Linked DNA regions of Homo sapiens: all the other regions are linked to region 3. A link is an interaction called in ENCODE POLR2A ChIA-PET data of the cell type or tissue named here. Cell type or tissue: CD4-positive, alpha-beta T cell. All regions are shown on one strand.

The links. Peaks named below come from ENCODE experiments on the same cell type or tissue, not always from the same donor. Only the 100,000 strongest peaks of a DNase experiment are listed, where the experiment ranks them.
Region 1: POLR2A ChIA-PET joins it to region 3 with 12 read pairs; 7 of 35 experiments call an interaction of 5 or more read pairs at or near these places.
Region 2: POLR2A ChIA-PET joins it to region 3 with 58 read pairs; 6 of 35 experiments call an interaction of 5 or more read pairs at or near these places.
Region 4: POLR2A ChIA-PET joins it to region 3 with 11 read pairs; 8 of 35 experiments call an interaction of 5 or more read pairs at or near these places.
Region 5: POLR2A ChIA-PET joins it to region 3 with 23 read pairs; 5 of 35 experiments call an interaction of 5 or more read pairs at or near these places.
Region 6: POLR2A ChIA-PET joins it to region 3 with 39 read pairs; 9 of 35 experiments call an interaction of 5 or more read pairs at or near these places.
Region 7: POLR2A ChIA-PET joins it to region 3 with 41 read pairs; 7 of 35 experiments call an interaction of 5 or more read pairs at or near these places.

The regions. Positions count from the first base shown.
Region 1 is chr7:150,720,587-150,724,586 of GRCh38, reverse strand. All of the region lies in intron 2 of GIMAP1-GIMAP5 (GIMAP1-GIMAP5 readthrough), which reads right to left. It overlaps GIMAP1 (GTPase, IMAP family member 1), which reads right to left. Exons shown (of 3, transcript NM_130759.4): 3 at 303-4,000. The coding sequence ends at 3,662. Among named protein-coding and RNA genes, the nearest start is that of GIMAP1-GIMAP5, 6.0 kb to the right of the region's middle. In CD4-positive, alpha-beta T cell, no CTCF peak of the experiment used is centred here; no DNase peak of the experiment used is centred here; H3K4me3 peaks cover 1,843 bases; H3K27ac peaks cover 460 bases.
Region 2 is chr7:150,566,908-150,570,907 of GRCh38, reverse strand. GIMAP4 (GTPase, IMAP family member 4) reads right to left here and starts at 3,518. Exons shown (of 3, transcript NM_018326.3): 1 at 3,471-3,518; 2 at 949-1,020. The coding sequence starts at 1,006. In CD4-positive, alpha-beta T cell, a CTCF peak has its summit at 2,026; DNase peaks (open chromatin) are centred at 2,027, 2,864 and 3,587; H3K4me3 peaks cover 4,000 bases; H3K27ac peaks cover 2,853 bases.
Region 3 is chr7:150,629,233-150,633,232 of GRCh38, reverse strand. It overlaps GIMAP6 (GTPase, IMAP family member 6), which reads left to right and starts at 848. Exons shown (of 3, transcript NM_024711.6): 1 at 848-1,064; 2 at 3,091-3,175. The coding sequence starts at 3,091. RefSeq lists enhancers at 898-987, 998-1,087, 1,358-1,437 and silencers at 3,486-3,686, 3,706-3,906. In CD4-positive, alpha-beta T cell, no CTCF peak of the experiment used is centred here; DNase peaks (open chromatin) are centred at 852 and 1,582; H3K4me3 peaks cover 3,540 bases; H3K27ac peaks cover 3,788 bases.
Region 4 is chr7:150,697,218-150,701,217 of GRCh38, reverse strand. No RefSeq gene overlaps it. Among named protein-coding and RNA genes, the nearest start is that of GIMAP2, 14 kb to the right of the region's middle. In CD4-positive, alpha-beta T cell, no CTCF peak of the experiment used is centred here; no DNase peak of the experiment used is centred here.
Region 5 is chr7:150,512,767-150,516,766 of GRCh38, reverse strand. GIMAP7 (GTPase, IMAP family member 7) reads right to left here and starts at 1,895. Exons shown (of 2, transcript NM_153236.4): 1 at 1,822-1,895. It also overlaps the pseudogene STRADBP1. RefSeq lists enhancers at 1,744-2,003, 2,014-2,173. In CD4-positive, alpha-beta T cell, no CTCF peak of the experiment used is centred here; DNase peaks (open chromatin) are centred at 836 and 1,916; H3K4me3 peaks cover 3,261 bases; H3K27ac peaks cover 4,000 bases.
Region 6 is chr7:150,684,006-150,688,005 of GRCh38, reverse strand. It overlaps GIMAP2 (GTPase, IMAP family member 2), which reads right to left and starts at 2,300. Exons shown (of 3, transcript NM_015660.3): 1 at 2,221-2,300; 2 at 919-954. The coding sequence starts at 946. LOC124901774 (a long non-coding RNA gene) reads left to right here and starts at 293. Exons shown (of 4, transcript XR_007060589.1): 1 at 293-409; 2 at 1,830-1,884. RefSeq lists an enhancer at 2,226-2,425. In CD4-positive, alpha-beta T cell, no CTCF peak of the experiment used is centred here; DNase peaks (open chromatin) are centred at 875, 1,505, 2,335 and 2,695; H3K4me3 peaks cover 3,107 bases; H3K27ac peaks cover 3,931 bases.
Region 7 is chr7:150,753,225-150,757,224 of GRCh38, reverse strand. No RefSeq gene overlaps it. Among named protein-coding and RNA genes, the nearest start is that of GIMAP5, 18 kb to the right of the region's middle. RefSeq lists silencers at 1,482-1,541, 1,582-1,631. In CD4-positive, alpha-beta T cell, CTCF peaks have their summits at 164 (motif pointing right) and 2,870; DNase peaks (open chromatin) are centred at 184, 774, 1,544 and 2,804; H3K4me3 peaks cover 1,637 bases; H3K27ac peaks cover 3,153 bases.

The sequences.
Region 1 (4,000 bases), 91 kb before region 3:
GTTCATCATGATACATTCTGCTAGCATGTAGTAGAAAAGATAGTCTAGGAGTCTTCAGACGTATGAAGTCAAGAGGATATGCACAATATAACACCATTTTGAAAGTAAAAAAAGTCCAAGTGCCTAAACTTAGTGGTATGTAAAGAGAATTATGAGGAGGGAAAGAAAATATAAAAATATGAGAAGAATTAGGCAAAGAATGTGATTGAAAGTATAAAAATAAGACTCAAACCAATAATTATAACTAAACATCCAGTATATGGAGTGATAACTTCTTAAAGAAATAAAGAGGAGGGGACAAATTTGTAAGCATCTCAATAAAGTATTTTATTGGCAGAATAAGCAAGAACCGAATCTAGTTGCCTAAGAAGAGGCCAACATTGCCACTGTTAGATTAAGAATCATGGGGGAAAAATGAGTGTTGAGCCATAGTCTAGCTATAGCTTCCCCAAGAATTTACAGAAATTCTCTTCTGGGGTACTGAATCCATAGGTGAATCTCTGGAAGGAGCACTGGCATTTGCTAGGGCTACTGTGCGGGCTGGAACTGAATATTGATTGTGTAAGAATATGTAAGAATGTACTCTGCCTGAAATCTTTTGCTCTAAAAGTTCATCATGGCCAACACTAGCTTTCAGAAATAAGCCAGATACAAGTCTTTTTGTGTAGAACAAAAGCTGATCCAGGTACCAGGGCATAGAAATATGAACAGAAACATTATCAGCACAGGACCCATACATTTTTATCTTCCAAGAGATAAAAGGAGAGGAGAGGAAGGGGGACAATTGAAATGGATATATATTTACACAATTTTTGAGGTATTGGACAGTATTTTTACTGTGTCTGGTTAAAATTAGCAAGCAAGTTTTTCCAACAGGAGGCAGTGCTGTTTTATGCTGTAATTTAAGTATAAAATTGATTTGTGCTATCAAATCACTCAAATTACATAAGTGAGGTCACAAGGCCTAACCTTGAGCTATGGGGGAAAAAGCAACCTTTAAGCCACAGCCTAAAAAAAGACTTTACCGAAGGGAATGGTGAATGCCAACTGTTCTGTAGCAGGAGAAAAGGATAAAATAAGCTGAAAGGGGTGGAAATACAGTAATTTGGGGGACCCTGTGCTTGAAGGGAAGTAAATTTCCTTAGGGCAGGAGAATATCATTAATACAATGACATGCTTGCGCGAAAGAATTTTCTGTTATCTATGGTAGAAAATTTAGAAAATGGTCAAAAGTCTGGTAGCTAGAAATCTAATATTAAAAAGGTACAGGAAAGTCAACTTTACAATTCATTTTCCAAACATTTGTTGATCCCACTTTCTATGCCAGGCACTGGGTTGTATAACGGGGATACAAAGATGAAAAAAAAAAGATCATAATCAAAGTATCTGAAAAAGAAAACCACTAAAGAAATGTTATTGAATGTAAAGGAAAACTGTAACTTCTTTAATAATACATTATTCAAATTCAAAGATGATAGCACATTTTGAGATTCAGATTGGTAATGTATCTTTGATTACACTTTGCAAATGTATTTGACAATTAACCATATACTACTACTTTTTATTACTGAGGTAGGAGGCAGGACTAGACTCTGGAGGTGGGGATTGGGCTCCAGACCACACTGAAGACAAGCTGAAAGGGAAGAGGTGAAAGAGTCTCTCCATAAAACACACTCACCAGTGCCACGTCAGGTTACCATTGCTAAGGCAACAGCTGGAAGTTTTGGCTCCTTTCCATAGCAACAATCCCACGACCTGGAAGTTACGACCTTTTTTCTAGAAATTTTGGCATAATCCACCCCTAAATTTGCATATAGTTGAAAGTGGGTATAAATGTGATTGCAGTACTGCTTCCGAGCTGCTACTCTGGGCACACTGCCTATTGGGAGCCCTGCTCCACAAAGCAGCTTTGTTGCTGCTGTACATTAAACCACTTTGATAAAAGTTGTTGTCTAACACCAGCAGCAGCACTGGCTCGTGCGCAAGTGACCGTGGACGACCACGCTGTGCCCTCCCTGCTGTCCCCTCTGGTCATCAAAGGATCCTTCCCTGGCTCGAGGCCCCTGCCTGGGCCCAGAAAGGCTGCTGAGGAAGCGAAAGGCAGGAATTAAACATGGGTTTTTCTTGAGCCACGCTTCAAAAAGTCCAACTCCCTGCAGCGGTCACCAAGGCCCTCAGGACCCCTCACCATAGCCTGCCCGAAGCCCGCAACCCACCTGGAACCTCCTGCAGTCCTTAGCCTGAGCTGGCAATTGTGCGCATGCTTGCAGACCCCTTCTTCCCAACGTGTGCTGGGGAAGACCCTAGGGCGCCTGCGCACACTCCCTCCTCCTCTTCCTCTTGAATAGAGCTAATGTGAATACCTGCTTCCCATGTCTCCATGACCTCACTAGAGGCTGGCTGATTTAAAGACAATGAGTTCCCTTAAAGGGTTCTCATTATGCTCAGAAATAGAAATAAGGAAATCCTATTGTTTGATTCGCACAACCAGTCAGCGGCAAATTTTCTAATCACGTGGCATTCGAGAACCTTCCTGGACAGGCCCATCCCGAAAAAACCGGATGCTTTCGCCTCACAGCATAGGATGCTCAGGTGTCTGCAGTCTCAGCCTATGCACCTGGTGCTCTGCCTCTTCTCCATAACCAGAGAGGAGCTCGAGATACAGACTGTGTGTGTGTGTGTGTGTGTGTGTGTGTGTGATAAAAATATGAATAACCATATAGAAGATATTATATGTTATTTTCCCAATATCCTACTCTTTTTCTTTTTCTTTTCTTTTCTTTTTTTTTTTTTGAGACAGATTCTTGCTTTGTCACCCAGCCTGGAGTGCAGTGGCACGATCTCGGCTCACTGCATCAAGTGATTCTCCCGCCTCAGCCTCCTGAATGGCTGGGATTACAGGCGAGTGCTATCACGCCTGGCTAATTTTTGTATTTTTAGTAGAGATGGGGTTTCGCCATGTTGGTCAGGCTGGTCTCGAACTCCTGACCTCAGGTGATCCACCTGCCTCGACCTCCCAAAGTGTTGGGATTACAGGCGTGAGCCACCTCGCCCGGCCCTTACTTCATTTTGGAATGCCATGAACCATAATATGTTCTAGAAAAGTGGAAACTGTTATTTTCCACTTTGTAACAGTACAGTTACATTCATCTTTTTGGTAGTAAATCATTGTACTATAAACTGATGTCTCAGAAGTAACATTCACGTGTGTAACCCCCACATTTCTTTTATTGATGCTAAAAGTCTACAAGGATCACAAAGGAACCTATCTACCCATGTATAAGAACTAGAAAATTATCAAGGAGGGGCAGTCTAAATTTTTTAAAAAGCTCGAAAATAATGGCACTTGTTTTCCCTGTGCCATGCGTTTGTCCCCACTACAAGCTACTTGACATTAGACTACCAAAACTACCAAAGGAAGTTATTGTTAGACGAATTTATTTTAAAACTCTGCATACACATCATTTAAAATGAGTTAAAAACTTAAAAAGTGAACTCTGAGCTTTGGCAAAGTTGCAAAGGTGATGCAGCAAAGTTTTCTGTGTCATTAAAACTATGCCTGAAACTACAGGATTCCTTCCGTTGGAATGAAGTTTTCCCTTCAGCTCCAAGAATTCAGCCTCCCTTAACCAAGTTGCCTTCAGTTTTAGGACCTGCGCTGTCAGTCAGGCCCGACCTCCGCAACGGCCTCCGACCACCGCCTGTGGAGCAGCACCCAGAACAGGAGCGCGCCCCCCAGCAGCAGGGCCAGGCCCAGCCTCCAGCTCCTGGGGGACTTCAGCCACTTCCACAGCCGGGCCGACAGCCAGGCGCCCCATGGCCTCCTCTGCACCCTGGCTGCCACGCGCTCCGCCACCCGCCGGAGCCGCTCCTCAGGGCCTGCCCAGCGCAGCACCTGCGCCAGCTCATACACCTCGTTGGAGTAATGGGCGCCCTTGTGCTCCAGCACCAAGCCCTCGACCATCCCCAGCAGCTGCTCCACCTGGGCTTCCTGCTCCCG
Region 2 (4,000 bases), 62 kb after region 3:
CCTTATGACTTGCTCTGGACAGTAGGACAGTAGAAAGCCTGGTGCAAGCAGAGACTCCAAAAGTGCTTATGCACTGTGGCTTGCCTTTTCTTTCTGCTCCTCCTGCAACTGCCTTAAAAGGAAGCCTGGACTAGCCTTCTTGATGATAACAACAAGGCCCAGTTATCTCTATTACCCTTGCTGTCTGAGAGCTTGCTAACTACCAGACATGTCCATAAGGCTATCCAAGACCATTCAGTTGCATACCAGGCACTAGCTTACCCCAGATGCATGAGTGAGTGCCTGAGATGAGCCAAGCTGGTCCAGACCCAAGAACAGCCCAGTGAACCCACAGAATTAAGAACCAACTAAATGGCTGATGTTTTAAGCTATGAAACTTTGGGATAGTTTATTAAACCAGCAAAATCTCAACTGATATAGTCAATTTCTATGGGTAAGGAAGAAAATGGAGGGTCATGTGATACACTGAATGAGCCAGCCAGTTTAATTTGTTGGTTATAGTGAGACCACCAGGAGCTGGGAAATTAGATACCAGGGTGAGGGACAATTACTCCCACATTCCTCATTCCCAGTTCTCCTCCAGGCTGAAGAAAGGGGCAGAAAAACAATCAGATAGGCTACAACCAGCTGTTCTGGTGTGTCCATGTTGTAGGAAGCAGGAGGTAAGAAACTGTGCCGAGCCCTGGGTCAATCAGAGGATATTTAATCTCTCTTCTGCTTAGCTGCTTAGCCACACCATGGGCAGAAAGTGCAGAGGGTCAAGAAAGATGAAAGAGCAGGTCAAATGAGGAGAAAATGAGAAAAGAGGTTGGAAATATTTTTCTCCTGCTCAAATGGGGACTGGGTGGCAAGGCAGGAGAACCCCACCCCTATTCCCCCCCAAATCCCCCACCCCCACCTGCTAACCTCCCTGCAGCCTGGTCTGGGGAGCACTGAATGCCCTCTCACCATAACTGGCCCCTGGTGTGCTGGGGTTGAAGCTCATACTGCCGTATTGGGCTGCCATTGTCGCTTGAACTCCTGTAGATCAAGAAACATAACCATGTCATTTTAGGGAAATGGAAGCAACTAGAATCCCTGACTGCCTGTAGTCAACAACAACTTTCTTTTTGCCATGAGCTTGCTACATTGATTTCTCCTGCTCCATTTCCCAAAAGTCTCCTCAACCCTCCATTTTCAGTTTCATTTTCAGATTGTTCCTTTTTCTTTACACAAACATAAATGCTTCCAGTGCTTCCTCACAGGGGTTCTGGCCCCTTCCCCCCTCTATCTAGAGATTCGTGGCTTGGATGTGTTTATATGAGGTCTGTAGCCTACACCCTCCTCAGAGTTCCAAACTTTTATATCTCCCTCAGCTTATAAAAGTTCCAAACTTTTGTATCTCACTCCATTTGGCTATTTCATGGGCATCTCAAACAGAACCTGGCCGAAATTAAGCCCTGACCTCCACATCCTGTCTGCCTTCCTGGCTCCCCGCTCAGCAGATGGCACCAACATCTAGCCCCGTGGCTCCTGCAGAACTTTGGGGTCATCTACAACTCTTTTATCCTCTCTCTCTCATCAGCCCATCACCAAATCCTATTGATTCCACTTCCAAAAAACTCGAAATTACCCATTTCTCTCCATCTTTGTGCTAATACAACCCACTGTCAATTGTATACAACTTAACAGGCTTCTAATTGATCATCTCCCCTTCAATCCCTTTTCTACTCTACAATCAGATGTTCTTTTAAAACTAAAATTTGATATTTTTTCTTGTTTAAATTTCCTAGTGGCTTACTATTGGTTTCAAAATAACTGAAGTCCTCAGAATGGCCCATAGGCCCTGTGTGATCAGCTCTCTCCTCTCTCCTATGTGTGAGCCACACTACCCTCAATGTTCTGGAAATCTAGGCTCCTTCCACCTTCAAGGCCTTTGCAGTTATCATTCCTTCTCTTTGGAGCACTCACCCTCCAACCTAGTGCCCAGCTTGTTCCTGCTCAACCCGCAGGCCTCGGCTCTCCAGAGAGTCTTCCCCAACACCACTGTCTACCAGCAACACCCTCTGTTATGATCCACTGCACCCCAGAGGCTTCTTACAGAATATGTATTACTTTAGGAAGTTAATTGCTTGATTTTTTTACTGTCTCCTCTTATACTACAAGCTTTGTGATGAGAAGACCACATATGTCTTGTATTTCTCATTATTCCCTGGGGACAAGCACAATACTGGGCAAAGAATGGTTATCGATCATTGTTAAATAAATAAATGGATAATCTCCCTGCTTCTTGCCTTTGATTGATCATTATGTCCAGCCCACATCTGATCTGTGAAAATGACAATCCATTCCTTTATTAATTAATATGTAGTGTTATAGAAACATGGTATTAATTTTAAATGTTTTATTTCATTGCTACCTACAAACATTTTGCAATGGAGAAAGATATTTGAAGAACTCTTATTGGAGCAGACTTTGAACAAAACAGGCAGAAAATGGTAGTTGTTAAAGACAGAGTCACCTCATAGGAAGCCAACAAATATGAAACACTGTGAAAAGCCAGATATTTCTTTTGAATGACTATTTCTTTATCCTTCAAGAATAGGGTATAGGAAACAGCTTCTTGTAAACAAGAGAAATCATGGCATTTTTTAAAAATCAGCTTTGGTGGCTGGTGTTAGGAGAGAGGATAGGACACCAGCAAGAAGAAAACAATACTGTGACATTCTGGGTTTTTGTGACATTCTCTGGGTGTTTCTTCATATCCTCCTTCTAGTGTGTGGGCTCTTTAATGCTGCTCTGCTGTTAATAATTCAGAGGCAAAGCCAGGAGACTGTGCTTCTGTAGGTGCTGACTTCAGGTGGCTGAATTCTCCTCTCTCTGCCTAAGGAACAAGCACCCATCAGCATCCAGCTTCTCCTGAACTGTAGAGAGTCACACCAGGTGGCATCTCCCTCCTCCTACCCGCTAAAGGGGAGCTCAATGCCCAGTAAACCCAGGACTGTCCCTGAGGAGACAGTTTCCCTAACGGGCAGCTCCGAGCAGACAGTTAACCCTGTAACAAGACCTCAGACTGCAGAGCCTCCAATCCTGACCTGGGTGCAGTCTTTGTGGGGCCACATATGGAGCTGTGCCCCTTACACATCCCAATGTTCCTCTTCCCACCAGCTCCCCCAGAGCTAATTCTGTCCGCTCACCCAACTTTATCCCTGGAAGAATCAAAGTTTCTATATAAATTCCACAACCAGCGAGAGGAAACATTTATTTGTAAAACAAGTATCCTCTGAGCAGCAATCTCTGGAAGAGGCATTGATTTGTAGGGCTCAGCCTTGAAAACAGATCACAGCCTAAAATTAGCAAAGCCAGGAAACGGGAACCAGCGAGAATATAGTCTGAAAACATGTTTACCAGACGATTTAAGATACAGGTCCCTCCTCACCAAAATCGCACATTCGTCCCGACCCCCACCACACACACCCCTATTCCCTTACCTGAAAAATCAGGATCTTGCACCCCTCTCTGATTTTGCACACAATACTAAGCCAGGATGTTGAGAAACAGGAGAAGAGAGGAAGTGAGGGGAGGAGCTGTCCAGATTTACTTGTGCAAGGGACCTGCCCACCTGATCATCCAGCAGCTCTAATAGAACTTTCTGCAGGGATGGGGTTGTTCTGTGCTGTCCAAGATGGTGACCCTTAGCCACACGTGACTACTGAGCGCTTGAAATGTGACGAGTGTGATTGCAGTTCTGAATTTTAAATTTTATTTTGTTTCAATTTATTTAAAGTTAAATAGCTACTCCATTGTCAGAATTCTAAAAGGCAAAGTCAGGCAGAACAACTTGCACCAGGCATTTTCCCCAGAAGGAAAGAAGGAATATTCAGCTTGGTATGCCTGGTGGCTACCATACTGAACCTTGCAAAGGCTCTGCAGTGAGACAAAAAACATGGGTCATGCTGTGACATTCTGGAAGAAACTTCTGGGCCAAAACTAGAGAGTTATCAGTTATTCTGAAAGACCC
Region 3 (4,000 bases):
GGGTGACAGGATGACATTCTGTCTCAAAAAAAAAAAATTAATTGTGTCAGGGTATTTACAGAATAATTTAAGTAGAACATTAAAAGATATATATATGTACACACACACATACTATGTAACAATTTTAATAAATACACCATGATTATCAACCAGAACAGAACCAAAGAAAATTAGAACTATTATAGTAGATTGAGTGGAATTTTTTTAGGGAATCTTAACATTTTAAAATCATGTGGTAACAATATCATCACCTATGCTCCTATGTTCTGAATTTCTTCCTTCAATGGCTTCCCTTTAGCCACAGTTATCAGATCTGTCAGTAAAGTCCTAGAAAACATGTTTTTGAGGATGCTGAGGTGTTTTCTCCCTTGGCCTGTGTTTAAAATATTGTTCTTCCCCCATAACAAGTGCTCTCTTTAATCCTACATTTTAGACATTCTTTTGTATTTTCCCTTTTCTTATAGTGCAGATCTTCTAGAAGCTGTAACAATTGTAATTACCAATGATTCATGCCTTAGAGGTAATGAGTGTCAGACCTTGTCCTGAGAGAAACTATTAAAGGAAGGAGAGGTTGGGGAAGAAAGGAGACAATGACTGTTTGCCCCAATACTGAGGCATAGAAGTTCCCTGGGGAAGAGGTGGGGTTCAGAAAAGAGAGATCAGGGAAAGTCACTCCTCCTGACACAAATCTTTCTGAGGCATCTGCCTCTTTTTAAGCTCTGAGTTCTAGTTATCCTGGCTCAGGATAAAAATAATCCCACCACTGGTATCCTCCCTTTTTCTACTTCCGAGGCTGCAAAGTGCAACAGCAGACTCTTCTGACTCAGGAAGGCCGGTGCTCCTACCCACTTCCTGTTCCTCCATCTCCAGCGGACACTGCTCTTTCAAGGGCAGGTCTCCAGCCCAGCTCTCTGAAAACATTTTGCTGAAAATATAAGCAAACATCGGCCTTGTCCTCCTTGTGTTCATACACTGTGGAAGCTTTTCTCTGCCTCCTCCGTGAGAGTGCGTGGCCGGGAGACCAGAAACGTGGTCCTTTCTCTTGCCTGTGAGCTGGTGCAGAGGTAAGTCTGAGTATTTGTGCGTGTCATATTTGGATGTGTATGTGTGGGTGTTTGTGTTGTACATGTGTGTTTACATGTTTGTATGTGTTAACATGAATGTGTGTGAGTGATGTTTGTGTGTGTGATGTTTGTGTTGTGTGTGTATGTGAGTGTTGTGTGTGTGTTGTGTATGTATATTTGTGTTTGTGTATGTGTTTGTGTGTTCACCTGCATGTGTGTGAGTGGTACATGTGTTTTGTGTATGTGTGTGTGTTGTGTATTTGTGTGTGCTGTGGTGTGTGCAGGTTTGTAATGTGATAAAAAGAGCTGTGACCAACACGTCTGGAGAACTTTTTGCCTTGTGACAAAGTCACTGTTTAATATTTGGCAAGATGCTTCTCTGAGTTTTGCTTTCTTCCAGAGCAATATGACAAGGATGGTACTATCTGTTCCATCTTCTGTGTTGGAGACAATGCACACTGTGGCCAACATGGGAGGTGCCATTCCGGGGAGGGTCTAGGAGGAGGCAGGGAGGTGCCTTGCGTGCAGACCCATTCCCCGAACCCTGCGAAGGCACAGTGCAGGTTCCTGCATGCCACAGCCTAGTCCCACCCGGCTGTTGTTTCCTGTTAAGCTGCCTGCCCGTTCTCTCTAAAGGAGGAATGAGATTACATTGGTAAAGTGCTGCCTCAATTTCCACCAGGGATGTAAGGAAGCCAGGGACAAAGAGATTGAGAGGCCACCAGTTAGGAAGAACTAACTCCCTTTGGTAGGTGAAATATTGTACTCCTTCCAGAATCTGGCTGTTCAGGTCTGAGTAAGGCTGTCCGCCTGGCCTGCTTCTTCTTTCTTCCTAGAAAGTCAACAGACCTTCCTGGACTCCCTCCATGCCCAGCCCAGCACTGCAAAATTGATCTTTACCAATCATAAAGCAATATCCGCATATATACTTCTGGGATCTGGGGAGGACTGGAGTGTTTGCCAGGTGAACAGAATAGAACAAACATCTAACAATGTGGCAATGAGAAAAACATGTCTATCAGGTTCCCCTGGACTTAGGTTTCCCCACACCCCAGACCCTTCATCTGGATCTGTTTCATCTGGTTGTGAATGTCCTACATGATCTGGAAAAACAGTCATGGACCATGCAACTTCCTCCTCAGTCCCACAGAGAAAATCCAGCAGAGAGAACCTTATGGGATCTTGGCACAGAGAACTGTGTTAGTCTATGAAGCCAGGACACATTGCTGTCATGGGAAAGGGGACAGGAGTTCCTGGTTGGGAATGATGTGGCCCTAATTTGCAAAAAGGACTAAGAATTGCTCTAAAAAATGTTATGAAGTATGTTGAGACCTTAATAGGGGAAGAGACATTCACAGGCATCTAGTTCAGGCCCAACATTCTTACTGATGGGATGCTGAGGCCCAGACAGAGCTAACTGGTGGCTGCTTCTCCCCTGAGGTCTCTGGCTTCCTTCCCAGCTCAGCCCCTGCAATCCCAGTCCTCTGTAACCCTCACTGCACAGTCTTCTCCAAAGTCTGGCCCCAAGGCCCACCAAGTGGCCCCTCCCAACAACATCCTACTCATTCACGTCCTCCAGGCACACCAGGCCTTCCTGCTGCTCCCAGGGAACACAGGATCAGAATCACACCTGCTTCTGTGCTTCCCTTCCTCCACCTCCTCCTTCTTCCCTTCCTCCACCTCCCCCCACCTCCCAGAACAGTTCCAGACCCTTTGTCTATCCAAATTTCATCCATTCCTCAGCTCCCAGGCCAGTTGCACCTTTATCTGTAAAATCTCTTAAACTTATGATGGAGACCACAATGAAGGGGGCGAGGGATAGCATCCCTAAAGAAATAGGGTCCCTAAAGCCAGCAGAGAGTGTCTTAGACCCCTTCTTCCATTGCCTCACTCAGTCCCACCCCAACCCTAAACTAATGCAAAAAACTTTCCTCTGGCAAGAGAAAGGCGAAAGGCAGGTGGCTGTTGAAACTCATTTGGAAAGTCAGTAGAACATATGATTTTTTTTTTTTTTTTTTTTTTGTAGATGGAGGAAGAAGAATATGAACAAATTCCCCAGGAGAATCCCCCAGAAGAGCTGTCCCAGGATCCTGTGCTGGAGCTGTCAGGAGGTAAAATGAATGAGGAGAGGGGAGCAAGTGGGAAACATTTGGGGTGCAGGTGGGACACAGCTCCACCACCATAGTGTGCTTGGAGAGGAAGCTGACGTCCCCCAGTCACAGAAATTTACCCGCCTCAGCCACCATCAGAGGCCTTTGGGGTAGGGCCCTTCTTATCACTAGCCAAAAATAAGAAAAAAGACCCCTGGATAGGTATGGTAGATAAAAGGAGGCGAGAAATAGCACCAATGACTAAATCACCATGCCAGTCCCAAAGGAAATGCTTTCACATGGTAGATGTTCTTCCTCAGGATGGATGTGCTGACAGTGCGTGTGACGAAAATAAGTGGCCTTGGACTGAGGCTTGGATGCCAACAGACCCTGTATGGGTGTTTGGCTGACTCCGAAGTGGAGCTGTCACAGTTGTAAGTTTGAAAGCGCCTTGTGCACAAGCAGAATGTACTTGGCTGCTGCCTCAGATCTGGGCTCTGCCTTATCGAGGGCGTCCCTTTCCCAAAAGCCATTGCACAGGGTCAGGCGCTTAACTTTCATGGGCTCAACTTCGTCATTCATCCTGGGGAGGCAGGATTTACAAATGCTGGAAACCCAGCCCTTTCCTGGCCAGAAGAAATGATTTGTGATTCATTATGTATTTTAATATGAATGACCTTTTACTTTATGAACTTAAATGGCCTGAGCCATCTGGAAAAAGCCACGTTAACCTACTACAATAGGGACATTACCAATACCTGTGTAACACCTGTTTGACCTTTTGTTATAGCAATCAAGGTTAGCTATTCTTTTAAGAATCCTCTCCAGAGCTCAAGTGATGCATTT
Region 4 (4,000 bases), 68 kb before region 3:
AATGTTGGCACACTGAATAATGCCCCCAAAGATATCCATGTCTTATTGCCCAGGACATACCTGTGGATGTTACTTTATATGTCAAAAAGGGACATTGCAGATGTAATTGAGTTAAGGATCTTGAGATAAAGAGATTATTTTTGATTGTCCAGATGGACTCTAAATATAAATTTTAAGAGAAGCAGAGGGAAGGCACAGAAAAAGAGGGCAATGTGAGGACTGAAGCAAGATGCTGTGCTGCTGGCTTTGAAGATGAAGGAAGGGGCCATGAGCAGCTCTAAAAGCTGCAAAAGGCAAAAAAATATTTCCCTTAGAGATTTTGGAGAAGTAGGGCACTACCATCACCTTGATTTCAGCCCCATGAAACTGATTTTGGACTGTTGATTTCCAGAACTGTGAGAGAATAAATGGCTTGTATTAAGACACGAAGCTTGTAGGAATTTCTTGCAGCAGCCATAGGAAACTAATACAATGGTGTTCAAATCTTCTCTATCTTTACTGATTTTTTTGTCTACTTGTACTATTATTATTATTTTTCCATACCTATCTTCTATACTATTAATTATTGAGAGGGGCATTAAAATCTCTGGCCATATTTGTGAGTTTTTCTTTTTATTATTGCAATTCTGTCAATTTTTGCTTCATGTGTTTTGGAATTCTGTTATTACACACATAAAAGTTTTAGATTGTTATGTCCTCTTGATGAATTGATGGCTTTATCATTGTAGAATGTCCTTCTTCATTCCTGATAATATTTTTTCCTTTGAAGTCTACTTTGTCTGATATTAATATTGTCATTCCAAGTATCTTTTGATTAGTGTCATTATAGAATATCTTTTTTCATCCTTTTCTGCTTAAGCCAGCTGTCTTTATATTTAGTGCAAGATTCATGTAGGCAAAATATAGATAAGCTTTGCTTTTTAAATCCACTCTGACAATCACTGCCTTTTAACTGAGGATATTCAGACCATGTACTCTAATATTTAGATTATTGACTTCTTTAGATTTAAATCTATCATCTTACTATTTTTCAAATTTGTCGCATTTGTTCTTTGTTTCCCTTTTTACTGCCTTCATTTATATTAATTGAACTTTTAAAAAATTCCATTTTTCCTCTCTCTGTTGGCTTATTATCTATAACTCTTTGTTATTTTATTGGTTGACTTAGAGTTTATAGTATAGAGCTTTTGCTTGCCTCAGTTCACCTTGAAGTGATATCATATCACTTTACATAGAGCATAAACATTTTATAATAGTATCTTTCCATTTTTCCTCTCCTGATTTTTTGTCCTATTGTTCTCACAGGTTTTACTTTTGCATATATTGCAAAACTCAATCTATATTGTTATTATTTTTGTTTAAGCAGTCAATTATATTTTAAAGGTATTTAATTAATAAGAAAAATACCCTATATATTTACTCATGTGGTTACCATTTTTGATGATCTTAATTCCTTTGAAAAGATCAGTATTTTTCTCTGATATCATTCTCCTTTTTTAACTTTTTTTTTTTTTTTTGTAGTTCAGGTCTGCTGGCAACAAACTGAGCTACTGAATGTCTGGAAAAGCTTTTATTTTGCCTTCATTTTTGAAAGGTAATTTTGAAAAATAATTTTAATTTGACAGTTTTTCTTCTAATACAGTCATGTGTCACATAATGATGTTTTGGTCAACAACAGACCACATATGCGATGTTGGTCCCATAAGAGTATAGCACCCTATTTTTACTGTATTTTTTTTCTGTGTTTAGTATGTTTAGATACACAAATACTTACCAGTGTGTTACAGTTGCCTACAGTATTCACTACAGTAGCATGCTCTACAGGTTTGTAGTCTAGGAGCAATAGGCCATATCATACAGCCTAGGTGTGTAGTAGGCTGTACCATTTAGGTTTGTGTAAGTACACTCTACAATGTTCACAGAATGATGAAGTAGCTTAATGGTGCACTTCTCAGAATATATCCCCATTGTTAAGTGACACATGATTGTACTTTGTAAATGTTGTTTCACTGTCTTCTCTGTCACATTAATTCTTCAGAAAAATCTGTTGTCATCCTTACCTTTGTTTCTCTGGACATAACATATGTTTTTTTTCCTCTGGCTGCTTTAAGAATTGTCCTTTTATCATTCATTTTGATCAACCTGATTATCATGTTTCTTCTTGTGGATGTCTTATTTGCTTGGGGTTCACTGAACTTCTTGGGTTCTTGTGCTTACAGTTTTCATAAAATTTGGAAAATTTTTGGCCATTATTGATTCCAATATTTTTTCTGTCCTGACCCCCTTTTATTTTTAGTGAATCCAGTTACATATACATTCCACTTGAGGTTGTCCCAGAGCTCACTGAAGCTCTGTTCTTTGAAAGTGACTATTCTTTTTTTCTTTTGTGTTTTCTATGTTGGGACATTTCTATTGCTGTGTCTTCAAGTTCATTAATCTTCTCTCTTTTCTAAATTTTTAGGTTCAGGGGTAAATATGCAGGTTTGTTATATAGGTAAACTTGTGTCACAAGGGTTTGTTGTACAGATTGTTTTGTCACTCAGATACTAAGCCTAGTACCCAATAGTTGTTTTTTCTGTTCCTTTTCCTCCTTCCATCCTGCACCCTCAAATAGGCCCCAGTGTCTGTTGTTCTCCTCTTTGTGTCCATATGTTCTTATCATTTAGCTCCCACATGAGAACATGTACTATTTGGTTTTCTGTTCCTGCATTAGTTTGTTAAGGATAATGGCCTCCGGTTCCATTAATGTTCCTGCAAAGGACATGATCTCATTCTTTTTTATGGCTGTGTAGTATTCCATAGTGTATATGTACATTTTCTTTATCCAGTCTAGCATTGATGGGCATTTAGGTTGATTCCATGTTTTTGCTATTGTGAATAGTGCTGCAATGAACATACATATGCATGTGTGTCTTTATGATAGAATAATTTATATTCCTTTGAGGATATACCCAGTAATGGGATTGCTGGGTTGAATGGTAGTTCTGGTTTTAGATCTTTGAGGAATTGCCACACTGCTTTCCACAATGGTTGAACTAATTTACACTCTCACCAACAGTGTATCAGTGTTCCCTTTTCTCAGCAACCTTGCCAGCATTTGTTATTTTTTGACTTTTTAGTAATAGCCATTTGGACTGATGTGCGATAGTATCTCATTGTAGTTTATTTTGTATTTCTCTAATTATCAGTGATATTGAGCTTTTTTAAAATATGCTTGCTGGCCACATGTATGTCTTGTTTTGAAAAGTGGCTATTCATGTCCTTTGCCCACTTTTTAATGGGGTTGCTTTTTTTTCTTATAAATTTGCTTGAGTTTCTTACAGATGCTGGATATTAAACCTTTGTCAGGTGCATAATTTGTAAAAATTTTCTCCCATTCTGTAGGTTGTCTGTTTACTCTGTTGATAGTTTCTTTTGCTGTGCAGAAGCTCTTTAATTGGATTCTATTTGTCAGTTTTTGCTTTTGCTGCAATTGCCTTTGGCATCTTCATCATGAAATTTTTGCCAGTTCGTATGCCCAGAATAATATTGTCTAGGTTGTTTTCCAGGGTTTATATAGTTTTTGGGTTTTACATTTAAGTCTTTAATTCATCTTGAGTTGATTTTTGTATATGGTATAAGGAAGGGGTTCAGCTTCAATCTTCTGCATATGGCTAGCCTGGTTAGCCAGTTATCCCAGCACCATTTATTGAATAGGGAGTCCTTTCCCCATTGTTTATTTTTGGCAGATGGTTGTAGTTGGTGTGGCCTTATTTTTGGCCTCTCTATTCTGTTCCATTGGTTATATGTCTGTTTTTGTACCAGTACCATGCTATTTTGCTTACTGTAGCTCTGTAGTATAGTTTGAAGTTACGTAGCATGATGCCTCCAGCTTTGTTCTTTTTGCTTAGGATCACCTTGGCTATTAAGGCTGTTTTGATTCCATATGAATTTTAAAATAGTTTTCTTTCTAGTTCTGTGAAGAATGTCATTGGTAGTTTGATACGAATAAGATTGAATT
Region 5 (4,000 bases), 120 kb after region 3:
ATGCAATCAGCAGTATGAATACTGCCCAGTTCTGTTGGACAAAAGACCTTCCCTTCCTTAAACAAAGAAATTTAACACAAAGAAACAAGGAAGGTGAAAACCTACACATTAAGTGAAACATAAGAGATGTCAAACAATTGTAATGTATGAATTTTACTTAGATCCTACCTCAAACAATTTTAAAAATTATGAGATCTTCAGGGAAATCTGAATACAACTGGTAGTATTAAAATTTATAGTTGCCTTTTGAAGGCTGTTTATGAAATTGTGGAAATGTTTTTAAATGGTCTTTATCTTTCAGAGACACATACTCAAATATTTACTGATAAAATGATGTAATGTCTGACATTTGCTTCAAAATAATCTGTGATAGAGTTGAGAATAGGAGCAGATATTTGAACAAGACTGGCATAAATTGATAACTGTGAGATTTTAATATAGGTACATGGAAGTTCCTTATATTGTTTTTACCTTTGAATAAGTATAAATTTTTCACAAATAAAAAAATTAACCCATGTATAGTGTAACCACTATCGAGCAGAGACTGCATATCAGAACACCCTGATAAAACATGTTTTGTATATCTCGTTTATTCTTCAAAAATACTCTACAGTGAAACTAATTTTATTATTCTAATTTTTTAAATGAGGAAGCTGGTGTGGCTCAAAAATTCTGGGAAACATGCCCCTGGTCACTGTGCTAAGAGGTATTGGGCAGAGAAGACATTCGATTCAAAGTCTGTCTGAATCTACCATGCTCACTCTTAACCGTGCACTCTACTGCCTGTTCTTGGCTACTCTCAGGCCATGATTCTAAATTTTCATTGACATGGCACAGAGATAGACCAGTGGAGGGCAAAGGAGATGATCCACGCTTTCTGCAAAAAGGTGAGCTGGGAGCCAGCCTGTTATAAGGGAACCGTGAGGAGGGCTCCGCATTTCTCGTGGACTTTTCCATCTCTCTCATATTGAGAAGCCAAACGTGAGAGAGATGGTCAGAAATATCACTTTAAAACTTTCTCAAGTTTTAAAACTTTCTCAAGTGGTTCCTGGAAGATCCAGAGGACCTCCAGCTAAGAGAAAGGCTGAGAAATGACAAAAGCATTTACAACAGAGGTGAACAGTTCTAAACTGTGGCCAGACCCACCGGTTCTAGAAAATTTCGTAGCTCCTTGAGATCCAGTTCCCTCTGCTATAAAAAAGGAAAATAAAACCAATCTTGCAGGGTTGTCCTTAGGCTTTCATAGAGTGATTTCTATAAAGGTCTTTTATGGCAACTCTTTTTGTACTGAATGGCGCAGCAGCCCCACATGTTACACTGTTAGGGACACAGCTTGTCTCTGCTTAATGCTGGAAAAAGTCAGCAGACTGAATTCTAGTGTTCCTCCGCCATGAGTGATCTGGGTACCCCTTGGAGAATCATCAAAATCTCTGGGATTGGGATTCTGATTCTTTTTCTGTAAGAAGAGGGACTTAGACAGGTGGACTCTAAATTGCCTGTCACCTTTACAAATCTGTCTTAGGAGCCCTTAATTTCTTATGAAGGTTATCAGGCAACACTCTGTGTCTATCACAACAGCCAGTGAGTGGAGGGTGCACTATGCAGCCATGTGTGTCCTGTTACATATGAGATGCATGGGCTCCATGCAAACAAATCTCCTCACTCCCCTTCTACTCACCCCTCCCACAGCACCTTCTATGCAGTGCTGCTTAGCACAGTGCCTTGTCCCTCCTAAGGGCAGAGTCCACTCCAGCCACACACCCTGTCCCCACTGCCCTTCGCAGCCCAATAGCACCAGACCCTCTTCTCAGCCAGGCTCACCTTCTCTTGAACAAGTTGAATTTTCAGGTTTTCTCCAAGGAGGCTGCTTGAGCTGTTGCTTTTGCTTTTACTGTGAGTTAAAAGTGTCTGTACCGCCACCAAAACCTCTCAGTCAGGAAGCTCAGGCTGGGTGGAGCCACACACACAAAAATGTTTGTCTTTAAAGAAACAGAAATACGGCTCCATAATCTGGTGATTGCTTCAGTTTTGCCCGGTTGAAACGTTTTGCCCATGGGCCTGCTATAAACACCATTTCCAAAGCTACATTTTTCGCTTCAGGTTATAGTGATGGATGCAAAAGAGCCTTATTAAATGACCCAAATATTGCCTAGAAAACAAGGCACAGGACCTGATTGTCTTCCCAGGGTGGAGTGGGAGGCTGAGGGGTGATTTGGGGAAGAAGAGAGACAGGCATATACCTTGCCATTTCCAAGCGTAGAGCTGGGGGTTCTTAGTGATTGTATAATATGGGTTTTTTATTATAGTCTTTCAGGAAGGCCTCAAGTTACTCATTCAAAAGTTAACAGCACTGAGGCTCAAAGGCAGAGTCTAAATCATTAGGAACCAAGGGAAAAAAAGGAAGGTGACGCCTGGAAAAATAATCTGCCCATGAACACATAGTTTCTCTAGTTGCTTTTCGTATAATTCTTCCAAGTTTGAAAATATGCATGACCTAACAAGTAAAGATGCACCCAAGGAATAGATCCTACATCCCTTCCCCACCTTCCTCTCTACCCCACATCTTCCTACCCCAGTCTCAGGCAGAGACAGATTTTCCAGAATTTACCCAGTGGATGGTTCCAATCTGCTCTGGAGGTTTCTTGAGGTGAGAGGCAGGTTCCCAAAGCTCTCACGGTTGACCAGATATTCCAGTTGGCTACGTAAGAATACTATGTTTAGAGTTCCAAGCCCACAGCCCCTGTCGCGGCCTTGCCACCCTCCAGCGCCCCACGCCAGGAGTGGGCCTAGAGCGCTCGCCTTGCCCCTCTGTGATCCGGGCTCCGGCACCCGCCCAGGTCCGCACCACTGGCAGCCTGTAGGGAGTCGCTGGCCGTCGTCGCCGCTAAGTAGGATATATCTGCATCTTCAAAGGAAGATAAAACAAAAGCCTTCTTTGGAATATTTGGATTTTTGTCACTTTCTGTGAGCTTTAGTTCAAGAACACAAGTTGAATCACTCAAACATGAAAAACAAGTCTGAAACCAGTATCCATCAATACTTGGTCGAAGAGCCAACCCTTTCCTGGTCGCCTCCATCCACTAGAGCCAGTGAAGTAGTATGTTCCGCCAACGTTTCTCACTACGAGCTCCAAGTAGAAATAGGAAGAGGATTTGACAAGTTGACTTCTGTCCATCTAGCACGGCATACTCCTACGGGAACGCTGGTAACTACAAAAATTACAAATCTGGAAAACGGCAATAAAGAACGCCTGAAAGTTTTACAGAAAGCCATGATTCTATCCCACTTTTTCCGGCATCCCAATATTACAACTTATTGGACAGTTTTCACTGTTGGCAGCTGGCTTTGGGTTATTTCTCCATTTATGGCCTATGGTTCAGCAAGACAACTCTTGAGGACCTATTTTCCTGAAGGAATGAGTAAAACTTTAATAAGAAACATTCTCTTTGGAGCAGTGAGAGGATTGAACTATCTCTACCAATATGGCTGTATTCACAGGAGAATTAAAGCCAGCCATATCCTCATTTCTGGTGATGGCCTAGTGACCCTCTCTGGCCTGTCCCATCTGCATAGTTTGGTTAAGCATGGACAGAGGCATAGGGCTGTGTATGATTTCCCACAGTTCAGCACATTAGTGCAGCCATGGCTGAGTCCAGAACTACTGAGACAGGATTTACATGGGTATAATGTGAAGTCAGATATTTACAGTGTTGGGATTACAACATGTGAATTAGCCAGTGGGCAGGTGCCTTTCCAGGACGTGCATAGAACTCAGATGCTGTTAACAGAAACTGAAAGGTCCCCCTTATAGCCCATTGGATATCAGTATTTTCCCTCAATCAGAATCCAAAATGAAAAATTCCCGGTCAGGTGTAGACTCTGGGATTGGAGCAAGTGTGCTTGTCTCCAGTGGAACTCACACAGTAAATAGTGACCGATTACACACACCATCCTCAAAAACCTTCTCTCCTGCCTTCTTTAGCTGGGTACAGCTGTGTTT
Region 6 (4,000 bases), 55 kb before region 3:
ACCTCCTATTTCTCACAGGTGAGGGTTGAGTGTGAAGGCAACTTGGTAAGGAGGAAGATCTGGGCTCTTCTTGATGTAAGAGACTGAAGACAGGGCTGTCGAGGGGCAGAGAGTGAGGAGGAGGGAGTGGGAAAGGGGAGGTCAAGATACAGAGAGAGAGACGCCCATACCATACAGATAGCAGAAACAGGTGCAAGAAGAGGAGAGAGAGAGAAAGGACAAGGGAAGAGAAGGGAATGATAGAGACAGACAGAAAGACAGAGAGAGAGACACACACACACACACACAAAGAACCTATGGAAATGTGAGAGAAGGAAGAGAAGACTGAATGGTAGGAGAAGGAGTATTTCAAAGAGATCTGAAAGATTTGTGCATAAGGGAAAAGCCTGGATGCATATTTTGGATCCTGGTGAGTATTTTAACAATTTTCGAGCCAGACTTGGTGGTTCATGCCTGTAATTCCAGCACTTTGGGAGGCTGAGGCGGGTGGATCACAAGGTCAGGAGTTTGAGACCAGCCTGACCAATATGGTGAAACCCCGTCTCTACTAAAAATACAAAAAAAAATTAGCTGGGCGTGGTGGTGTGTGCCTTTAGTCCCAGCTACTTGGGAGGCTGAGGCAGGAGAATCACTTGAACCTGGGAGGTGGAGGTTGCAGTGAGCCGAGATTGCGCCACTGCACTCCGGCCTGGGTGACAGAGAGAGACACTGTCTCAAAACAAACAAACAAACAAACAAACAAAGAAAACAAAACCCCACAATTTTCAGCTGCTGGTGGTGGTAGCTGTGGGAGTTAGAATAAGATCCTTCACCCTTGTTTATTTTGCCCCAACATCATCAGAAGAGCCAAACACACACACACACACACACACACACACACACACACACACACACACACACGTGAAGTCACCTTCTTACCCCAGTGACTGTGTTCATTTTGGTCCATTGGTGTTCCTGAGAAACAGAGAGACAAGAAACTTATTTTTCAGTTCTAAATCATGAAAAATTCTTATATTTCTTTTCTTTTCTTTTTCTTTCTTTCTTTTTTTTTTTTTTTTTTTTGAGACACAGTTTCACTCTGTCACCCAGGCTGGAGTGCAGTGGTGCGATCTCGGCTCACTGCAACCTCCACATCCTGGGTTCAAGTGATTCTCCTGCCTCAGCCTCCCGAGTAGCTGGGATTATGGGTGTGCACCACCATGCCCATCTAATTTTTGTAGTTTTAGTAGAGACAGGGTTTCACCATGTTGGCCAGGCTGGTCTCAAACTCCTGACCTCAAATGATCCACCAGCCTCGGCCTCCCAAAGTTCTGGAATTAAAAGCGTGAGCCATCACACTAGGCCAAGATCCTTATATTTCTAAACAACCATGTTTCATTTGTCTACTCATAAGGGACAAGGTGGGTGGGAAAGGAATGACTTCCTACTTTACAGAGAACTGGAATCACTTGCTGAGGGGCTGAGAAGTGGGTTTCATTTGTAAGCCTCATGCCCAGCTCTCTCTCGCTTTCTTCCTCCCGTCCTCTCACAGATCAGCCCGGCTCCCTTCTGTTTTTGTTTTGCCTGCACACTCTTCGCTTCTGTCAGCTTTCTCTGTAGGTGTGCCTTCCCTTACACCTTAGGCTCAGTCCTCCCTTTCCCTCTCTTTCTTTTCCCACCTTGCCTCCTTCCCTCCTCTACTCTCTCCAAACCTCCTCCCTCATGTTGAGTCTTTGCTGAGAGACTCAGTGAATGAAGATTATGACTCTGGGAAACCGTGCAGTCCTTTAAGCTGGAAATACACTTCACTTGATCCATTAATGGCTTGAATTTTTCTCATTCCCCAACAGCCCCTGGTTATGAAGCCCTTGCAATGTAGGAACTACTATGGAGTGAGAAATATCGGTACGTTTTCATCAGCTAGTTTCTCTTGCTTAAATCTGGCAGGCATAGACCAAGCGTACAAGCACAGAAAACTGAAAGCCACCGATTAATGCCCAAATTCTTCCCAGTTAGCACTTTTTATTGACTTTATACTATGGAAATTCTTTCTTTGCCAGTAATGTGTAAAGTAAATTACATCGGTTTCCTGTAAACTGGCTCCACTTAAGGAAAAGGCAGTCACTCTAAATTGCTTCTCTTAAAATAGGACAAATTTGTTCTAAGAAAAATGAAAATGTTTGTGCATGGCTTGGGACCTAGAAATCAACACTGCAGAACTTTTCGTAAATCTGGGCTTACCTGATTTACTGTTCAAAGAAACAGTTGGCTCCCTGTTCAGTCCTGTTGTCTTATAGCTCAGCTCCAAGAGAAAAAGAAAGTAAAACCGAGACTCCAGTCGGTCTTCTTCCTCTCTTGAATCTTCCTGAGCTTCCTGACTGCTAATGAACGCCACCACGTGCCTGTGTTTGAAATTCTCTTTCATGCCATTATGCAAAATAAACAGTTTAAATGGAAAGTTAATCAGTAGTTATTTGCTGTCATGTGGGCCAACTGTCTCTTCTTCTCAAAAGTGAAAAAAGAGTGTTTTAATGATTTCATCTGGACTGGAAAGAAAGGCATGAATGCCAAGGAAGTTGGTGGATTTCAGTCCTTCCCAGCTGGGATATGTCCCAACAGTTAGAAGTTTGTCTAGATGCAAATGGCCCCCTGAGAAGGGCTTAAACCTCATTGACACCAGCAGCAGGGATTGTTCTAAAGCAGATGCCACTGGGAGAGAAGAGGAGCCTCTGATAGGCACTGCCCAGGGGAAGAAGGGCACAGAAAGGGGAACCTGAGAGGGGACATTTTTGTCTGAGTCTGATTGTAAGGATCATTAACCATCAAAACATTTTTACATAACTCATTCATGGCTTCTAGGATTCTGGGCCTTTCTTCCCTGTCCAGCTCTGTAATTTCAGAGAACCTCCCTGTGGGGAGAAATTGTCTAGGAAATGTCTATAGTAATACTCTGGAGTGTTGGCTGGGTCAAATGGTATTTCTAGTTCAAGATGCCTGAGGAATCGCCACACTGACTTCCACAATGGTTGAACTAGTTTACGGTCCCACCAACAGTGTAAAAGTGTTCTTATTTCTCCACATCCTAGCATTTAAAACATTTCCTTTTGATTGTCTTGGAGTTTCCAGGTTTATCATAGACTCAGTTGCAAATAGTGATAATTTTCCCTCCTTGTTTCCAAAAATATCTTATGTTGCTTTCTCTTGTATAATTACAATTGCTTGCTACCTTTTCAAAAGTGAGTTAATGTGCTTTTATTATTTATTTACCTGTAGGGCACCTAATATCTTATCATTAATATTGATGTTGGTTATTGGAAATTAATTAGTTTATTTTAAAATCAGTGTGGCTATACTTTGCTTAGTCCTATTTCATTAAAGTCTTTTATCTGTGGTATAAATTTAGAAAATTTTATTTTGACGTTGACTGATATAATTCCATGTCTTTTTCCTTTTGACCTACTAATATTGCAAATTACATCACTGCGTTTCCTAACATAAGTGATATGTACATGTACATGTGCAAAGGTTTGGGTTCCTAGGAATACAGACTGTTGAGATGAAGATAAAATGGATGAAGGAAGTTTATTAGGGAATCTTCTCAGGAAATGTGCTAGAGGGAGAAGGGAAGAACCCAGGATTAGGCAGGGAGAAGTGAGACTGAGATGTAGTCACAACAAATATAGACTCTACAGGGAGTTCTAAAGTTTGGTTGGACTTTCAGAATGAAGGAGAGTGAGCAGAACTTTATAATCCCCATCGGATGCAAACTTCCTCTGGAAAAGACACTTGACTTACATAGGGCATCTCTCTTCAGCATAAGCTAATTTCTGGACAGGTCTGACGGCTCAACAGCTGAGAGCTAACAACTGGTCTCACTCCCAGCAACTGGAGATAGGTCCTTCTGTTTTTGCACTGTTCCTCTAGGTTTGGAGATGCAAATATTGCTTCTCCTGCTTCATCTTTTAGATCATCTGTAGAGACTTCCAAGCACAGTTTTAAATATCTCCCTCATGAAATTTCT
Region 7 (4,000 bases), 120 kb before region 3:
TGAATAAAGCTGCTATAAACCTTTGTGTGCAGATTTTTGTGTGGACATAAGTAATATATTTTTAAATAATGGGACAAAAAAGGAGAGCTTTCTAAGAATGACAGCGCCATAAAGAAAACATTTGTTCAAATTTCCAGACAGCAAAAAACTCACCATAGCAAACTTAAGAGACAAACAGCAGGGGGTGGTATTTGCAAGATATGTGACCACAGTTGACAGTTCTATTTTACTTAGCACACTGTGAACTTAAAGGAGATAAGATTCTCAAACTCTTTGACTATTTTATTTTATTACCTGCATGTCTGTGGTAGGAGAGAGACATATCAGTGATTCCCTTTAGATTTGTCCAAAAAATCTTATAAGAATTTAGTCCTGTTAGGAATTACCAGATTTCTATTTACATCTCACTGTTAGGAAAACACATTTTGAAATGAAACCACCATAATTCTACAGACTTTTAGAGAGGGAAAGTTATAACTGTTATTATATGAAAAGTGAACATTACAATATTAATATGAGAGAATATTTTGGAAGTCAAATCTGGCTTTCATTGCAAAGTGCGAACTGTATATGTTATCTGCGTTAGAACCGCCCTCCTCTCCAAACTAAATCAAAGAATCAGGAGTCACCTGTATCTCACTCTCTGGCTTATAATTTCTTTAAAAACTGAATCCATCTAAATGCAAATGTGCAAGTAACTGATCAAGCTCTGCCTCATTCACCTGAGAAAGTCCCCAGAGAGGAGCTCTGCCCACTCCCCCTGCACCCACCACCACAACACAGAGGCTCCCAGCATGACCGGGGCCACCCTCTTCCCTTCTCCCGAGCCCCTTGTTAACTTGTCAAGGGCTTGTCACTTTGGCTAAATCACATCATGAATGGGGTCAGATGTCTTCCTGGTCCCTGCGGAAATGAAATCCTCCTGGGTGGGGAAATCTCCTAAGCCTTGCCTCCCCCTCAGGTCAGAGCACAGGTAACCTGAGGGCAGGGCATTTGGCAGAAGTAAGAGGGAGCCATAAAATGTTTCAAGAAAGATGCCTGCTCCTTGTGCAGTGGAACCTGGAGAGTGCCCTTGGGTTCAGTCCTCACTGCCATCTAGAATTCAATATAGGAAACTCTCTTGGCCAGGCTCATGCCTATAATCCCAGCACTTTGGGAGGCTGAAGCAGGTGTATCACTTGAGCTCAGGAGTTCAAGACTAGCCTGGGCAACATAGGGAGACCCCATTTCTCAAAAAAAAAAACAACAAAAATAAGAAACTCTCTTTATGGCGCACTGCAGATGGTGGCTGGGAGATGTGTATATGTCCAGCCTGGGCCAGTAACAGGCAGCTGTTGGCCTTCCCTGGGATGCAGCCATATTCAGATGTTTAGTGGCTTTTCCGGGTCTCAGTGCTCCTGCTAATTCTGGTAAAAAGTTTGTTTTGCACAAAAGCATCACAGAGGTGTGGTGGGAAAAAGGAAGCAGAGCTGTTTTACAAACAGCTTCTTACCCTGGCTGTCTCTCAGGGCCTTGAGTCACCCTCTGAGGGCGGCTTTGTACGGAAACCCACACACATTGTTATTTTCCTGTCCCCAGGGATATGGTCCCTCTCTCTCTCTCTCTCTCTCTCTCTAGCAGACCAAATTTGTGGCCAGGTTCATCATGTCTCATTGCTCTTGTGTTTTTATAAAGAGCCTATAAGACAGTGAGAGAGACTGCCTAGGAGAGGGAGGGTTGCTCCTAGGCCATCTGTAGACCTTGCAAGAAATTCCAGGACCTGGCAGATAACAAGGCTTGTTTTGTTTTCTTTCATTTTCTCTTCTCTCCCCCACCCCGACCCCCCAGTTCTACCAGTAACAGTCTGTGCCAGCGTGGACAAGACACTTGATCTTTCTAAACCTCAGTTTCTTTATTCCTGAATTAGGAGAAAAAATCATATACCCTAAAGTCCCAGATATGTGCTAACTGAAAATATGACTGATATTATATTTTTAAGAACCTAAAGTCTGGAATAGAATGAGCTCAGATGGTACCCCTATGGTGATACTGATGAGCTCATTTCTTGTGTTTGTGCAAGAGCATTTTCATATATGCACATAGTGGCTGCTGCACCCTCTATGTGGGTACACATATGGCTTCCCCACAAATTGCAGGGCAAGGAAAGATCACCTGAACATCCTTCCCCCACCCTGGTCTTCCACAGAAGGTAGGGGATAGTCTTTGAAGGACAGGCTGAAAATTCATCTTTTGATTTCAATCTCATTTTATTCCCATTGCCTTTTGTTGTTGACTATACCACTCCACTTGATGGAAGTAGTTTCCATCTTAAAGAGGGGAGAAAGATTTCAGGAATAGGACTCAAGATGATCTGCAGTTATATATATATATATATATATATATATATTATATATATATGTATATATAATATATATAAATATATAATATATAAATATATATATAACTGTATGTATATATATACAGTTACGTTTATGTATATATTTTTCAAAGCAGTTTTAGAGTTACAGAAAAATGGGAATGAAAAATACTGAGAGTTCCCCTATACTCCTCACCTTTTGCCCCAATAATTTTCCCTGTTAGTAAATTCTTGGCTTAGTGTGGTTTATATATATATATAGAAGTAGTTAAAACTCCACTGTCCACAAGAATGAAGTCATAGATGGCAAGGGCTTTATTACTAGGCAGTTACCCTGACTCATAACCCTCTAACTGGCAGATCCTCACAACTGCACGTTATGTTTTTCTAATCAGCATGCCATTTATCTTTTGGAAACTCCAGTGAGGGAAGTAGAGAGAATATTATTGCTACTTTTGGCAAATGAGAGTAAGATAATCTGTCCAAGGTCAACCACTAGTTTCAGAGCATTTCACAGTTTTTCCAGTGGGGGTCTCCACCTTCCCCTTCTCCACCATGTCCCTCATAGTGGAGGGAACCATTCTTTACTCTCATTAGCTTAGAGATGATGCTCTCCCAGTTTGAGGCATGAGCTGCTCCCCTTCCTTCCTTCCTTCCTTCCTTCCTTCCTTCCTTCCTTCCTTCCTTCCTTCCTTCCTTCCTTTCCTTCCCTCCTTCCTTCCTTCCTTCCTTTCTTTTTCTTTCTTTCTTTTTGAGACAGGGTCTCACTCTGTCACCCAGGCTGGAGTGCAGTGACACAATCATGACTCACTGCAACTTTGGCCTCCTGGGTTCAAGTGATCCTCCTACATCAGCCTCCTTAGTCGCTGAGACTATAGGCATGAACCACTGTGCCAGGCTAATTTTTTTTTTTTTTTTTGGTAGAGATGGGGTTTTACCATGTGGCCAGGGCTGGTCTTGAACTCCTGGGCTCAGGTGATCCTCCAGTCTCGGCCTCCCTCCTAAAGTGCTGGGATTACAGGCATTAGCCACTGTGCCTGGACAGGTTAAACTGGTCCAACCATATTCCATGTGTGAGACATTTAATACCATTTTAAAATGAATTAATGGAAGGATTGATGGATATAAGATGAGTGAGGTGAGTTGATGGCCAGCCCAGAATAGGCTTTTTTTTTTTTTTTTTGGAGGGGAGCGATGATAGTGCTGTCCAGAGGGCTGGTGTGGCACTTGGGTGGGGTTCTCTGTAGTGGTGGTTTGGGCTAGAGGGATAGCACTGTGACTGGAGAGGAAAAACTCCTCAATAAAATAATTGAGGCAAATGAGAACAATCCTGATGTTTCTGAGAAGCACCCTTTTCACTTCTCTTTCTGTTCAGGCTGGATTCCGAGACAGTAGCAATTTCAGGTTCTCCTTCTCGGAGGAAATGGCCCGCCACCAATCTCTTGGCCAAACACAGCACGTGAATAGCTTTGCTGCATGTTTTCCCGGAGGGCTGATCCCTCTCAGCACACAGGGGCAGCCACAGATTCAGGCCCTACAGGCACTCAGTTTGCCCTGAAACACCTGAAAAAGCTGCCTTCTCCCTTTAATATCCTTTCACCCCCTCAATCTCGGGTGCAGACTTGGCCTCATGTCACTGCTGCT